Linked DNA regions of Homo sapiens: region 2 is linked to region 1. Evidence: read pairs that join two places in POLR2A ChIA-PET (ENCODE). Cell type or tissue: CD4-positive, alpha-beta T cell. All regions are shown on one strand.

What was found. Peaks named below come from ENCODE experiments on the same cell type or tissue, not always from the same donor. Only the 100,000 strongest peaks of a DNase experiment are listed, where the experiment ranks them.
Region 2: POLR2A ChIA-PET joins it to region 1 with 5 read pairs; 2 of 35 experiments call an interaction of 5 or more read pairs at or near these places.

Annotation. Positions count from the first base shown.
Region 1 is chr15:60,541,282-60,546,281 of GRCh38, forward strand. All of the region lies in intron 2 of RORA (RAR related orphan receptor A), which reads right to left. The region is part of intron 3 of RORA-AS1 (RORA antisense RNA 1); the gene reads left to right. Among named protein-coding and RNA genes, the nearest start is that of RORA-AS1, 65 kb to the left of the region's middle. In CD4-positive, alpha-beta T cell, no CTCF peak of the experiment used is centred here; DNase peaks (open chromatin) are centred at 1,633 and 2,299; H3K27ac peaks cover 1,542 bases.
Region 2 is chr15:60,864,823-60,869,822 of GRCh38, forward strand. The region is part of intron 1 of RORA (RAR related orphan receptor A); the gene reads right to left. LOC102724802 (a long non-coding RNA gene) reads left to right here. Exons shown (of 5, transcript XR_001751785.2): 3 at 3,345-3,428. Among named protein-coding and RNA genes, the nearest start is that of RORA-AS4, 100 kb to the left of the region's middle. In CD4-positive, alpha-beta T cell, no CTCF peak of the experiment used is centred here; no DNase peak of the experiment used is centred here.

The DNA of each region.
Region 1 (5,000 bases):
TACATCACAGATGTATTTCTGAACTGTGGCTCAATGGTATTTCAAAAAATTCTCTTTTGTAATGCTTTTCTAAGACAACCAGTTCAGCCAGGCATACTAATGACCAAACAACGTGAGGACTTGTTTCTGACTTTCCCTAAATGCATGGTCTTTAAACTTGCTGATTAAAGAAACATTTCCATTCTTAATTACAACATATAAGCTCAACCTGAGAATGGATAGCAATATTTGTGGATAGCTGAAGCACAGTTATTTCTGTGCCTATTCCCAAGGGGAAGTGGCAGGAGCTGGTGGCTATTTCTTAGTAGGAAAGGGAAATACAGAAAGAGGCAGCAGAGCTTTGGGGATTTAAGTAGTTGCGAGACATAAGGAGAAGAAATGCTCTGGACTAAGCTAAGAGATTGTCAGATTTATTTTAAGAAGGTCTGACATCTGAGCATCAATGCACACACTATAACACCTCATAAATGTCATTTTTTTCCCCAAGAAAACGAAATGTATAGCCTGTGTATTTATCTTGAAGCCACTTATTTTTATGTAAGTCATGCACTAGAGGCAAAGTAAGAACACAACAGCCATGTAAAGATATCAAAACGAGGCCCGCACCACTGTCCTTCCTATTCCATTTTCAGTTTCTGCTCCTCTAGTCCAAGGTGCTTCTTTTGCCTACAGAGACAAACATTTCAGATGACATTCTATGACTGTCCTGAAAACACTGCTATCAGCTATCCACTGTTTGGCAATGTGTGTCTCTGTCACTTAAGATAGCTTGAGTGAGTGAGTGTGACATTATCACTGCAATAAGTGAATCTTTCTAATTTGCAGTAAAAGTATACCATTCACACACTTTGGTACTTCAGTACGGCAAGGTTTTGAAATCCATTTCACAAGTGGTGGCAGCACATTTCACATCGGATGGAAACACACTCTGATTGCTAACAGCTGCTGTGGGCACAGCTTACTGTCAAAGCCAGAGCTCAGAATAGCAGGTCCTTTTTAATGCCAATAGCTGCTACCATCTTAAATGGTAACACAGGCACACACACACCACACATACACACACATACCACACATGCACACCGTATGCTCACATGTACCACACATACGTACACTACACACATATACCATGCTCACACACACCACAGATGCACACCTCACAGCACAGCACACAGGCACACCTCACACACACGGCACACAGGCGCACCTCACACGGCACACAGGCACATCTCACACATGGCACACATGCACACCTCACACAGATGGCACACATGCACACCTCACACACACGGCACGCATGCACACCTCACACACACGGCACGCATGCACACCTCACACACGGCACACATGCACACCTCACACACGACACACGGGCACACCTCACACACATGGCACACGGGCACACCTCCCACACACGGCACACGGGCACACCTCCCACACACGGCACACAGGCACACCTCAAACGACACACGGGCACACCTCACACACAAGTCTATTCAGCTGCAAGTCCTGCCTCCACTTGCTGAGAACCTGCATGACTGGGCACCAAGGATACGGCACACACACGCACCCACCCCACATACATACAGTCCACACACACACAACACATATACACCACACGCACCACAGATGCACACCACACATGCCACACACACATACACTGCACACGCACCCTACACACACCCCCCACATGCTTACACATACACCTCACCCCCCACCCCCAACATGTGGGCCTACACACGAGTCCATCCAGCTGCATGTCCTGCCACCACTTGCTGAGAACCTGCGTGACTGGGCACCAAGGACACGGAAAGGATACACAGAACCCACCAGCGCACCTCGTCTTGTTACGTTAGCTTCACTGCATAGGAATTAAGGATGAAAGTGAAAACTTTTTTTTTTTTTTTTTTTTTTTTTTTTTTTTTTTTTTTTTTAAGGAAAAAGGAGAGAGTTGATTATGACCTTGAAGACAAAGTGTAGAGATTTGATTTGCAAAATCTAGAGTCTGGGGTTGAATCTCTACCCTGACATTTGTTAGCTATGAGAACTTGGACACTTTCTTAATCTCTCTGTGCCTCAGTTTCCTCACCTTTAAAACGAGCCCTATCTCATTATTACAGGGTACACAAGTAAAGTGCCTGTAGCATCAGTGCCCACCACATAGTAAGGGCTCCATAAATGTTAGCTATAATCATCATCACTGTCTTTTTTTTTTCTTTAGACAGGGTCTCACTCTGTCACCCAGGCTGGAGTGCAGTGGTGCGATCACAGCTCACTGCAACCTCCACTTCCTGGCCTGAAGCAATCCTACCACCTCAGCCTCCTGAGTAGCTGGGACTACAGGCACACACCACCACACCTGGCTTTTTTTTATATTTTTTTCAGTAGAGATGGGGTTTCACCATGTTGCCCAGGCTGGTCTTGAACTCCCGGACTCAAGTGATCTAGCTGCCTTGGCCTCCCACAGTGCTGGGATCACTGTCTATCTTTTAAGGATGATAGTATTTGGCAGGGGCTGCAGCTGGAGTTGAGGGAACTATCAGAAGAATGAAGGATAGGTCACTGTATTCCTTTTGTTGTGTAACGACATGGAGTTTAGCAGCTTTATTTCTAACACAGAGGCCTAATGTGAGAAACAACACTAACCAGGGCACGATAGAAAGAAACCAGTGTTTCTTTCTAGGGAAAGCCCACAGTGAGGCTGGCATCTTGGAGAGGTGGTAAGTGGAGGAAGTGGGAGAGAGGCCTCACACACTGGTAAAGTGGGGAAAAGACTGAACTACAGGGTTCGGAGGCTCTCACAACTGCCTGTGCAGTGAGCAAAATTCACCAAATGCCTGTAACGCTTTGTGACCCTCTTTCTCCAGAGCTCAGCCTCCTCTTCTGTTCTTAGGCATAGTGCTGCACTACATAATCTTCCAGAGCCAGTCCTGCTGTATTACACTGTGATGTGAAGAGTGAGCTGAACTCTCATTTCCCCAACAGGGACCTCTTTTTATGGCAAAACCCAGCAGGTTTCATCTCGTCAGGGAAAAGGGATAGAAAGTGGAAGAGAATTCTACCTAGTAACTAATTTTTCATTTTCATTGGTTTAGGAAAGGAAATACAATGAACTGTTCTCTTCGAGATCCAGAATAAAAGTTCTGGCAGCTAGAACACCGTTTTTATACACCGAACCCCTCGTGCTCTCCCTGCTTTTTTTTGTTGTTGTTGTTGTGCTTAATGTTAGAAAATAACATTACTACTATGAAACGAAGAGAATTTTTTTTCAAAACCATGTCTTGCCATTACAGATGAGACAAGGCAACACCATGCTAATACGCTGTTGATGTAAAAATAAAAGTTTTTTTTCCCTTCAAAGTAAACAAGTTAATTGAACGTGCTAGGACAGAGTTAGGTTATTTTTTTTTCCCCTCTCTTTGAAGGCCACTAATTGTGCCCTTTTGCTTTAAATCAATAGAGGCAAAGCCCACAGCAGATAGTGTCAGTAATGCAAATCCATTTCCTATTGTAATTCACTTTTCAGAACAAAACCTTTTCCATCAGCAAAGCATTTTAGAACCTCAAGCTACACTGTTCCCACCTGCAACTGTCTAAGGTATTGGAGGTCAAGGACAGTCCAAGGCCAAGTCAAGGACCATCAGGACACAGAGGAGTAACTTCTGAGGCAGCCCCCGGTGGTAACATAAAAGCTTAATATGCATCAGACAAGTGCCTTCGCTGTGAGATGTTGGGGAACCAAGCCCAGTGGGGTGGCTGGCGTCAGCTCAGTGTTCCAGAAAAGCCAAACTGTTCACCACGACTTGCCCTGATTTTGCCTTCACTGCTATTCAAAGAGGCCTGAAGCAGTTACTGAAAGCAATTCCAAGAAATTGAGTTAAAAAAAGAAAATTAAAGTTTAGAAAAAAATCATTTGAATAAGTGCGTAGACTTACAAATAAATTCTGAATGGAACAGAATATTTGGGGGGTTCATAACCTTTGGTATATTTGTTTTAAAAACCAGCCGCACCTCAAACACACCCACCAACAATGAGACGAATGGCTAGCACTTATGAGGAATTATTATTCATTTAAAATACCCTTTAAACTATGTCACAAAGATAAATTTGTTTAGTCCTTACCTGTCCCCACGCTTCAAAATAAACCATAATATTTCTATTGAAGCCAGTTTCTTGTTCTTGGAATCAGCTTTTTGAGTTGTCAGTTAGGCTAGATGAGCTGATTAGTATGGAACTTAACACTGTCAGTAGCAAAACAGGTGCTCTATCAGAGAAATATCAATCCATTTTAGGAATGTTTTTGAGAGTGAACTGTGGTATCTATGAGAGAAAAATCAAGCCTTTTCCCTCTTCTGGTCTGCTACGGTAAATGGTGTGACACAAGGATGTTTCACTGCCCAATTAGCGTGGTCCATTTTAAAGTGAATCTGTTATTTTCCTTTCCTTCCTCATTCTTGACTTTTAGACACTGCAAGTTAACCTCAAAGAATGTCTTCTTTGGGCATAATTTTACAAATATTCTTTAAGATCCTTTATCACATTTCAAAGCACTTTGCGAAAACAAAATGTCCTCAGTGGGGCAGGCGAGATCTCAGGAATAGTGATAGAATTCATTTTAAATAAGTCTGTGTGATTTTTCTACTGTATCATTTCAGGGACTTTGCTTAAAGAGGCTTTAAGGAAGAACTTAAAATGGAGAAAGCCAACTTTTGAACGTGGTGATCAGGTTGCCTTCAGTCTCTTCTACGTCAGGGAGTCAAGGGGCTGTGGAACCATCCGTTCCACCTGCTACATGCTTTCTCACCCTTCTTCTAACCTGACAAATACTATGTGGCATCTCCATCATGGTTGACATTGCTAGGCCCTACCTTATTCAACTCTAACTGAAAAATGGGGAGCAAGAAGGGATTATGTAAGAAAAAATGAAAAACTTTGAGGGCCAACTAACAGATTTCCTAAACTAATGATGTATTTTAATATTCCAGGGATTTGATTTAGGACA
Region 2 (5,000 bases), 320 kb after region 1:
TTTATTTACTCACTTAGTAATTGCAACGGTCTAGTGAAGCTTTAGGTTCCAAAGTCACAGAGCACCAAGTAACACTACCACTGGGATTTGTTCCACATTTGGTATTGCTAGTATTGTGGAGACTTTGTTTTACCTTGCCTCTTCCTTTGGGGAACAGTAGTAGGCATCCACTTTTACAAGAAAGTTGATGCTGTGAAGAGGAAATAAGAGGCCAGATAAATTCAAGGTAAAATTAATGAAGATATGTTTAGATCCTGGTTCTCCCATTGCCTGGTCCAACGTTCTTTCCACCACATTCCAGTCCTTAGGGATGAGGTAGAAAGAGAAAGATGTTTGATAGACCTGATAAACCCTGAACAGGGCTCCCTGTCAGAGAACTTGGGTTCCAGTCTAGTCTGTGAATTTCACTGCCTGAAACCTGGCTCTTTACTTCCTCACACCTGTTTCCTCATCTATCAAATGGAGAAGTTGGTCTAGAAGATCTCCAAGGTCCATTTCAGATCTAACACTCTATTATTCTATTATCTTTGTGCTCTGGTAAGTAGAAGCATATAGCCCTGGGCTTATTAATATTAACTGGGGCAAACAAGTGAAATTAGTTTATGAAAATAGAGCTGTGGTTTTTGCTTGGAGCCAAATCTGCCTTATGAGACTCACTTTAAGCATTGGTAATGGGATTGCTGATGGCTCCTTGGCCAGAACCTCAATGCCCTGCTGTTACACTTTCCAGGTGGTGCCAAGGGTGAGCGTCCTCTGTAGACACATGAAACTGAGGCATTACACAGTTTAAGTGAAAGGAATAAATCAAATCAGTTACATTCAGCCTGACTCATCTTTTGTCTATCTTTTCTCAATGCTTGTTCAGTCCAGCTCAGTACGAAGGCCAACCCTTCCTGGAAACAGCCCCTTCCAGTCCCAGCCTGCATTGAATGGGTTGCTTCACCCAACCACAGAGAGTTCCTACTCTCTACACTCATACCATTTATATTTTGGGACTCAGGCCTGTCTATATGTCTCAATAGCTGAGAGCTATAATGAAGATCGTTGTGTCAGGGGTAATGCTTTACGCCTTTGTTCAGGGGAGAGATGGGATATTAAAATTTTTTGGCCTAGACAACTTATCTTCTTTTATTTATATATTTTTACATGTGATATTTTGATACAAACATACAATATATAGTGATCAAAATGCATCACCCCAAGCATTTACCATTTTTCTGTGTTAGGAACATTCCATTTCTCCTCTTTTAGTTATTTTGAAATAGACAATAAATTATTATTAACTATAGTCACCCCTATTGTGCCAATGAACATTAGATCCTATTCCTTCTATCTAACTGTATTTTTGTACCCACTAACCATCTCCTCTTTATATCCACCTCCCCACTATTCTTCCCAGCCTCTGGTAGCCATTATTCTACTCTCCATCTGCATGAGTTCAAGATTTGTTTTAGCTCCCACATATTAAATATTTGTCTTTCTGCACCTGGCTTAGTTCACTCAACATAATGTCCTCCAGTTCCAAGTGATTTTGTGATTTATAACAAGACATATATATTTGGTCTTCATCCATTTCTGTTACTGAGTTCCTAAAACCCTTGGAATTTCAGAAGGGATAAGAGAATGAAGGCAAAATCATCATCTTTTATTGTTCATAACATACCCTTTTCAATTACACCTGCGTTTATATTAATGACTGCCCTTTAGGAAGCTCCTAAGCATGGGGGGCTGGTTGCCAGAGGAACAAACTGTGTGATTGGGACTCTCAGCCCCACTCTCCAGACCTCTAGGGAGGAGAGAGGGGCTGGAGTTTAAATTAGTCACCAGTGGCCAATCATGCCTACATGACAAAGCTGCCATAAAACCCAAAAGGACAGGGTTCAGGGAGATTCCAGGTTGCTGAAGACATAGAGGTGCTGGGAGGGTGGCATGCCCATCCCCTATATCTTGTCTTATGCATCTTTTCCATCTGGGTGTTCCTGAGTTGTATCTTATCTTTATCTATCTATCTATCTATCTATCTATCTATCTACCTACCTACCTATCTACCTATCTAGTTTCGAGTCAGAATCTTGCTCTGTCATCCAGGCTGGAGGGCAGTGGTGCGATCTTGGCTCACTGTAACCACTGCCTGCAGGGCTCAAGCGATTCTCATGCCTCAGCCTCCCGGGTAGCTGGGACTACAGCTGTGAGCCACCATGCCCGGCTAATTTTTGTATTTTTAGTAGAGACGGGGTTTCGCCATGTTTCCCAGGCTGGTCTTGAACTCCTGGGCTCAAGTGATCTGCCTGCCTAGACCTCCCAAAGTGCTACCACACTCAGCCTTTTTGTATAAACCTTTTTGTATCTATCTTTTAATATAAACCAGTAATTTAGTAAGAAAACTGTTGTCCTGAGTTCTTTGATCTGTTCTAGTAAGTGACTGAGCCTGAGGAGGGGTACTGGCAACTTCGAAATTATAGCTGATGGGTCAGAAATCACAGGTGACAACATGTAGATTGACATCTTAAGTGGGGGCAGTATTGTGCAACTGAGCCCTTAACTGTGGGATCTGATGCTATTTCCAGGTAGATAGTGTCAGAATTGAGTTTAATTGTAGAACACCCAGTTCGTGTGTGCCACAGAACTGAATTGTTATAGGAAAAGAAACGCACACATCAGGTGTCATATGTGAAGTACTGAGAGCAGTAGCAGAGAATCTTTCCTCTTAGGGTATACAGATGGGAGTTCATAGGCTATATATTTGACCTACATCGCCCTTTTTGCCAAGTTTATTTTAATGTTCTGCTCTTGGGTTCTAACAAAAGATGCATTAGAGCCTAAGTGTATCAATGTGCTAAATAATTAATATGTACTCTATAGAAATTTTGTTGAGGCTACAGCTACCAGGATCTCTTGATATTCTCTATATGAGATCCTATGAGAGAGTTTTCTCACAATTTCATTTCAAGAAAATGGCTACCCCGTTTTAATGATCATTTGATTAATAAGAACTGTGAATTGACAATGTCTCCCATTTTATTTTGGTTGCCAGGAAGTCCAGGTGAAATACGAAATAAATTGATGCACTCTTTCTTGTTCTATATAATATGTATAGTATATTTTTAATCTGGTCATGATAGTTTTCAATTTTACTTACACGTTCCCTGATCCTGCTTCTCTAATCTTATTTATATTTTGCCATTGTTATATATCAGAAGTTTCCTTCTATTTTCCCCAAATAGCTCTTAAAATAAGGTGAAATATATATAAATATACAAATAACACCCATAATTTGTTTAAATCTAAAATGCCTAGCATGGTGCCAGAATTTTAGCAGTTAATAACTACTGCTTGATTTATAGGGAGACACATTACACCTTATAGAGAAGCAGTTTCTGAGAGTCAGAGCTGGCTGGAGAAGAACTGCATGGTCCCTGTCACTGGAGGTATCTGTGAATAAACTAGATAAGCACTTTGGCTCACTTAGTTAAGCCTTGGTTTCTTTAACTGGAAAATGGCAGTAATAGCATCTCCCTTGGAGGTCACTGTGAATAGTATAAGTTGGTACATGTCAAGCTCTCAAGCTCTTAGCACAGGGACGCACATTTGAAAAAAGTAGCCTTTATTATTAATGAGGACTTGTGCATTGAAAGCTGTTTTATTAGCTTAAGTACACTTCCAAACCTGATGGTTCTGTTGGGCTAGCAAGCCCTCAGTCATCAGAAGAATCATAGACTTAGAGTCTTGGACCAACCCTGCCTGTGTGGCTACTGTGAGAGGGATTTAAACAGCAAATGAAGGACTGGATGGAGTGGCCTTTAGGCTTCCTTCCACCCCAAAGTGCGTGGTACTTCGGTTTCAAATCCATTCAATCAGAGATGGCATAAGGGTGTCTGGGAGAAAAAAAGGATTCTAATGTCATTTTATTAGAAGTTCTCCCTTCTTTCATGTGTAAATTTCACTTGGGACCTTATCAATTGGATATTAAAGCATTTTCCAGGGGGGAAAAACACTCAGTAAGAGGAAAATTGAGAAAATGTCTGAGAGCACTTCATGCCTTCCTGTCTATCTGTACATAAAGAGCTGCTTTCTTCACAGCTTTCCAAACACAGGTTGGCAACCTGATTATTTCCACTAGGCACAGACAGTACACTTCAAACAAGGAAGCTGACCAGAACCCATGCCAAACATGATGGATGTTCCAGTTTTATTACCATCAACCTCGGACCAAATCACTCCATCAGGCACCCCCCCATTATTTTACAGTATTTTGATGGTGGTATCCTTCAGAAAATGGGCCACATCTAGAAAAAAAGAACACATCAGTTCCTTATATTTTGGCTGAAATGACCATAAAATTGCAGGTCCTCAGTGCAGCCAAGGTAACCATTTTTTCCCACTGACCTTTGTGTAAGGAGTTGTCAGGCATCGGAATGTGGCTGAATTAATAGGTAGGACCTTTCCCAGAGATATAGAGGGCACAGGCTGATTTCGCGATTTTATAAACAGATTTTTCTTTTCCATGAAAATCCCAGGAGAGGCATCTATTACAGAGGTTGGGACTATAGGTGTCACCCAGGATAGGCCACAATATAGATTATCCAGGTGCACCTAACAGGAGAAGGAAAGGTGGTCTCAATAATGCAGGGCATGTTTCAGCTTAATACTCCTGAGTTCAGCCAACACTTTGGTTAGAAACATGATTGGAAATCTCCTGTTGATAGAGTCTCTCCAAATAGACTCTTATCAACAGGAGATTGCCAGTGGGCAGGTCTGATGGCACACAATGTCCGGCATGTGGCTGGTCACATAACAGGTATTATAAACATTTGTTAAAAGTTTAAATTTGCCCCAGCTGCTCTCAAGTAATGGCTTTTACAAGTCCCAGACTTCTAGGATCGAAAAATGCATAAGCAAGTGACCACTCCTCCCTCTCCCCTTGGAAAACCATAAAATGGACAAGAAAGTGCATAAGCGATGCTAGCCCTAAGGGGAACCCTGGCCCTGACACGTTTTGC